Regions from separate parts of the Homo sapiens genome. Here region 1 is linked to region 2. The links are chromatin loops, found by intact Hi-C in ENCODE. Cell type or tissue: Calu3. All regions are shown on one strand. Links, peaks and the distances in the headings refer to the core of each region. The heading gives the core; the rest is flanking DNA. Region 1 has its middle 14 kb from the start of ISLR2. Region 2 overlaps STRA6 (signaling receptor and transporter of retinol STRA6).

What was found. Hi-C counts contacts between places; a loop is a spot of excess contacts. Peaks named below come from ENCODE experiments on the same cell type or tissue, not always from the same donor. Only the 100,000 strongest peaks of a DNase experiment are listed, where the experiment ranks them.
Region 1: it touches region 2 in a loop (4-fold over the local background); 6 of 110 quality-filtered maps call a loop at or near these places.

What each region holds. Positions count from the first base shown.
Region 1 is chr15:74,142,957-74,145,868 of GRCh38, reverse strand. No RefSeq gene overlaps it. Among named protein-coding and RNA genes, the nearest start is that of ISLR2, 14 kb to the right of the region's middle. RefSeq lists an enhancer at 1,231-1,290. In Calu3, for the core only: a CTCF peak has its summit at 1,294 (motif pointing left); a DNase peak (open chromatin) is centred at 1,308.
Region 2 is chr15:74,199,151-74,202,062 of GRCh38, reverse strand. All of the region lies in intron 2 of STRA6 (signaling receptor and transporter of retinol STRA6), which reads left to right. Among named protein-coding and RNA genes, the nearest start is that of STRA6, 2.2 kb to the left of the region's middle. RefSeq lists enhancers at 1,415-1,474, 908-1,541, 1,542-2,177. In Calu3, for the core only: no CTCF peak of the experiment used is centred there; DNase peaks (open chromatin) are centred at 1,062 and 1,482.

The sequences.
Region 1 (2,912 bases), core at 174-2,673, 56 kb after region 2:
ATAATTCTTCCACCCAAGCTTCACCATAAATTTGATTTTCATTCTTGCTTTGATTTTAGCAGAACTCATGTTGCTGTAATGGAGGTTCTTTTCAAACTCATATCTTATCCTTCTTAGAGCCTCAAACTAGATCCTGTTCAGACATGTTATAACAAGTTAGTACAAGTTAGTGAAAACATTTTGAAATCATGGTTAGTTTTTTCATAATATGCATTTTTCGTGTACATTTTGAAGACTCCTGGAATATATGAGGTTTCAATACAGGCAAAACTAATCTATGATATTAGAAGTCAGGAGAGTGGGGATGGAGGAGTGACTCCGAGGGAGCATGAAGATGCTGCAGGAGTGCTGGTAATTTTCTTTTCTTGATATGGGTACTGGTCATAAGAGGTATTTTCTCTTTATGAAAGTACTTTCCTGAACGTGTGTTAGACTTCAACAAAAATTTAACCAAAAAGGTATACACCTTATGACATGGCCTCAAAAATATACAATGCAATATGAGCAGAATTACAAGAAATAATTGACAAGTCTAAAATCATAAGAGATTTTTAACATGCCTCTCTCAGAAATTAATAAAACAAGCAAACAAAAAATTAAGTGAGGAAATAGAGAATATGTAATCAATAATATTAACAAGCCTGATCTAATTAAAATATAAAAATCATAACCCAATAATTCAAGAATAAATATTCTTTTCAAACTTATATAAACATTTGCAAAAAATTGACTACATCCTATTCCTCCAAGCAAGTTTTAATAATTACCAAATAATCAGCATCACCCAGTCTGTATTCTGACAACGAGGTAATGCAAGTGGTATCAAAAACAAAAGTGTCAGAAAAAAAAACACATACATTTGAAAATGTAACAGCCCATGTCTAAATAATTCATGAGTCAAGGAACAAATCTCACAGAAATAAAATATTTAAAACTAAATGGCAATGTAAACACTACCTATTAAAACTTGGGGAATACTGTTAAAACAGTACTTAGGAGGACATTAATAGCTGTAAATGCATACATTAAAATGAAGAAAGTTTAAAAATTCGTGAATTCAGAATTGAACTCAAAAGGTAAACACTGAGAGGTGCATTGGTCTGAGTCAGACGGAGCCTGTGCCTTATACCAGAGAGAAAATGATGATGTTGGTACCAAGGGGATCTGGGGCAGCTTCACAAAAGGGTTCCATGCTCCAGTGTGGCATTCATGAAAGCAGCAAAGGACCTCTGCGAGAGGACCCAGAGGGAGCTGAGTCATGCCTGCAGACCTCCTAGACTCTACCTTAGGAAGCACCACCTTCAGGCTAGAGAGCTGCACCACAGGCTAGCTCTTCATACAGACAGTGTGGAGTGATGGCTCCCCTGGATTTACAGTTACACCTTGCCCTAGGAACACCCAACAGGAGTGGCATTGCCAGTTCTGCAGTGTGACTGTACCTAGTGACCATCTGACTTGCCCCATGTGACGTCCCCTCTCACAATATCCCAGGACCACAGCAGCTCGAGATGAATAGGAAGAGAGCCCTAGACACTGGGTGGGATGTGGATGATGGGGATAACACCCTTCCTGTGCACTTCGGGAGACTGAACTGAACCAGGTGGAAGCTCCTTGAGTCAGGGTGATGTTAATGGCTCTGCTGTGTATTTCCATACACAGACATCATGTTTATAAGTACCTGCGAAAATGGTCTGAAAAGATACATGGTACCAGGCAGGGCGTGGTGGCTCACATCTGTAACCCCAGCACTTTGGGAGGCCGAGGCGAGCGCATCATCTGAGGTTGGGAGTTCGAGACCAGCTGATCAACATGGAGAAAATCCGTCTCTACTAAAAATACAAAAAAATTAGCTGGGCTTGGTGGCACATGCCTGTAATCCCAGCTACTCAGGAGGCTGAGGCAGGAGGATTGCTTGAACCCAGGAGGCAGAGATTGCAGTGGGCCAAGATAGCGCCATTGCACTCCAGCCTGGGCGAGAGAGCGAAATTCCATCTCAAAAAAAATAAAAAGGTACATAGTACGCTAGTAAGAGTGGTTACCACTGGGGAGAGCTCTAGGATTGCAGGCAATGGTCAAAGAGAGTTTCAGTTTATCAATATTTAATTATCTTAGGACAAGAATGCATTCATATGTTACTCTTGTAATTTAATAAAATTTATTTTAGAAAGAAATTAGAAGTTAACATAAAATGTTAATACATTATTTTTTGGATGAGGGAATTATAAATAATAAATTGTTTTTTTAATACACTTCTATATTTTTCAATTTCCTATAACAACACTAGCAATAGAACTTTCCATTAGGATGGAAATTTTCTATAGCTCTGCTGTCCAAATAAACAATTGCTGTTAGCAATGTGCCTAGTACTTAAAATGTGGCTAGTGGGATTGAGGAACAAGTTTTAAAATTTATTTCACCTTAATTAAAATTAAAATGTAAATAACCACATGTGGCTAGTGGCTAGTATCGGACAGTGCTATTCAATAAGGAGCACGTATTACTTTGGTGCCTGATTTCCAAGGGTTATTTTTCCATTTTTAAAAATTGAGGTATAATAAGGGCTGGGCACCGTGGCTCATGCCTGTAATCTCAGCACTTTGGTAGGCCGAGGCAGGCAGATCACCTGAGGTCAGGAGTTTGAGACCAGCCTGGCTAACATGGCGAAAGCCCATCTCTACTAAACATACAAAAATTAGCTGGGTGTGGTGGCAGGTGCCTGTAATCCCAGCTACTCAGGAGGCTGAGGCAGGAGAATCACTTGAACCAGGGAGCTGGAGGTTGCAGTGAGCCGAAGTCACGCCATTGCACTCCAGCCTGGGCGACAAGAGTGAAACTCCATCACACACATACTCACACACACACACACACAAATTGAGGTATAACAAATTCAATAAAGTATACAACTCAAGTGT
Region 2 (2,912 bases), core at 246-2,745:
GGGCTGCTAGGTCTGGCTCTGCCACTCATTTGCTGTGTGACCTTGGGCAAGTCACAGCCTCTCTGGGGTTCATTCAGTCTCTGCCTCTGTTACATGAGAACAACATCCCTCACCCTGCTGTTAAGACACCTAAGGCTGGTCACCTTAGGTATGATGTGTGACGTGTTAAAAATACAGATGATTCAGATCTGCAGGGATGGCTCCCTGGGTGATTCTGGCCCATAGCCAGGATGGAGAAGCTGCTGAGAGCAGTTGAGGCAAGCAGACCTCCCTTCAAGGGGTTATTGGTCTCTGTGGTGAGCATTTGGGTGTGGTGTTTCCAAGTGTCAAGTTCTCTGGGCAGGCTGGGGGATTCGGGGAAGGCAGAGAACCAAAGGGAGAAAGCCTGGTGAGAAGTCACTGAGGAAACAAGCACCCTTGTTGTCTTTGGATGGTCTCAGAGGATGAGGAGAGCCTATTCCCTTTAGCAGAAGTGCTCAGGCCAGCCCAGGTGAGGGTGGGAGCAGGAAGGCAGCCCGCCCCAGGGTGGCCTGAGAACCCAGCCACAGCTGCTTTGCCTGGGTCCATTCTACCGGGGTTTAGTCTGGGCACCCTGGTGGAGGAGCTGGGCCCCTTCTGTGTCCCCCACCTCCTGCCAGGATGTCTTGCCTGTGTAGGACCCAGAGCCAGTTCTCCCCTGTTGTTCCCAGGCCTGGCCCCATCCCTTATCTCCCTGCTCTGTCTGACGGTTTGGAGAAGTAGAAAGGTGAGGCTGGGGGTTGCCGAGCCAGATGTGTGCACATCTGTTCTCCATCAAAACCTGAAACTTGAGAAGGAAAAATCCTTGCGTGCCTCCCCAGGGGCTGGGGCTGCGGCCTGGCTGGGCTTGGGTCATCCAGCAGGGACAGAGGCTCCACCCAGGCCTCGGGGAAGGAGCTGTTGTTTGGAGGACTCAGGGTTCTGACCACCTGGAAAATAGCCTGCAGTCAGCAAGGGCGTGCTCCCCACTCATCTTGCCTGACTGACCGAGAGCCTGTGGGCTCCACATATCCTGCTGTGTATGTGTGGCCTGCGAGAGACCAGAATGAGGACAGGCCCAGGAACCCATGAGGATGGTTTCTGACCTAGGTGAAGGCTCTAATCTGAAGCTGTGTCCTTGGGAGCCTCAGGGCCTGGGCACTGGCTGGGGGCCAGGTGCCTGTAAATGTAGCTGTGGTCTATAGCTGTTGTCTCAGAATAAAGTTGTGTGTATGTCAGGCACTGGGTGATGGGGAGTCCAGTCCCTCATGTGGGTGACATCTAGAAGATTCAGCTTCTTTCTCCCACTGCAGGGCATGACATCCATAAGAATAAAGAGATTTGTTTGAATCTACTTACTTAGCCAAACCAATTGAGCTGCCTGCCATCCCCCTGCCCTCAAAGTGGGAGCAGAAAATTGGGAGCTCAGGGGAATCCCAAGGAAATGAACTTGGGTTCACCTCTGTCTGTGTGAGTCAGACACCCTGGGGACATGTTGCATCAGAGCTTTGAAGAACTCCGGAGTGCCCAGTGCCCCAGCACTCTCAGGCTGGAGTTGGGGTGGATGAACACTGATGGCAGTGGAGTCAGCCACAGAAATGTCCTAAAATCCAGAACATTCAATGGCTCAAACACCCTCAGTGGCTTCCTGGGGCCTCCCATGCTTGCTGTAACCTCATCTCACCTGACCTCTGGGCTGCAATCAAACTGGAAGGCCTGCCCAGCCCCAGCCACGCTGCCTGTCGCCTGCCTCTCTGCTTCCTCATGCACTTCCCTCCACCTGGAGCTGCCTCTCCCCTTCTTTGCCTAAAGAGATGCTAACCAACTTTTATTTATTTATTTTTTGAGATGGAGTCTCGCTCTTGTTGCCCGGGTTGGAGTGCAGTGGTGCGATCTTGGCTCACTGCAACCTCCGCTTCCCCAGTTCAAGTGATTCTCCTGCCTCAGCCTCCCGAGTAGCTGGGATTACAGGTGCGTGCCACCACGCCCAGCTAATTTTTTTTGTATTTTTAGTGGAGACAGGGTTTCATCATGTTGGCCAGGCTGGTCTCAAACTCTTGACCTTGGTTGATCTGCCTGCCTCAGTCTCCCAAAGTGCTGGGATTATAGGCGTGAGCCACTGCTCCCAGCCACTAACCATTTTTTAAACTCCAATCAGATACCACCTCCTTTTGCCCAAAGTTCTCCCTCCTCTGCATCCTTCAGCACCTGCTGTGCCTGTCCCAGGATCAAGCTCACCACCCTCTCCAAGGTCTTTATGTCTGTGCCATCCTGCCTGTCCCATGGCACAAAAAGTGGGGCCACAAGCCACTAGCCAAATATTTGCTCATTTCTATGCCACCTGAGATCCCCATCTGACCCCTCACACTGAGCTGAGAGGTCAGATGGGGACCTCAGGTGATACAGAAAGGGCCAGAGGCTCCCCCAGGCAGGGCCCTGGAGGGCATTTCTGGGGGTAGGGGTGGTTTGGGGTAAGGTCCATAGGAAAATGGTCAAACTACTCCAGGGACAGTTTTCCAAGTCCCTGCCGGGCCCAGGTGTAAAGGTGGAGCGGGACCTAGTCATGCGGGGAGATGCCGGCTGAGAGGGAGGGCTGCCCTACGCACCAGAGTGAGAGGCCTTGGAGCTGGAGGTGGGGAGCTGACACTGGAGTCAGTGTGGCTGCTACTCACGATCCCAGTTCTACTTTGGGAAGAGGCTGGTCTCCTGGCCAAGAAGCTGCCCAGAGCTGACTTACTCTGCCTCTCCACCAAGTGACTGGTTTCTTTCCCACCGCTCACCCGCTGGGATTTCCTGAGAGAAAGCGAGCAGGACAGACCGAGCTGACCCAGCAGAGCATCCCAGGGCTCTGCACTCCCCTGGATAATGCAGCCTTGATGCCTCTCTTCATACAGTGGAGGGCGTTTTGGTGGGCG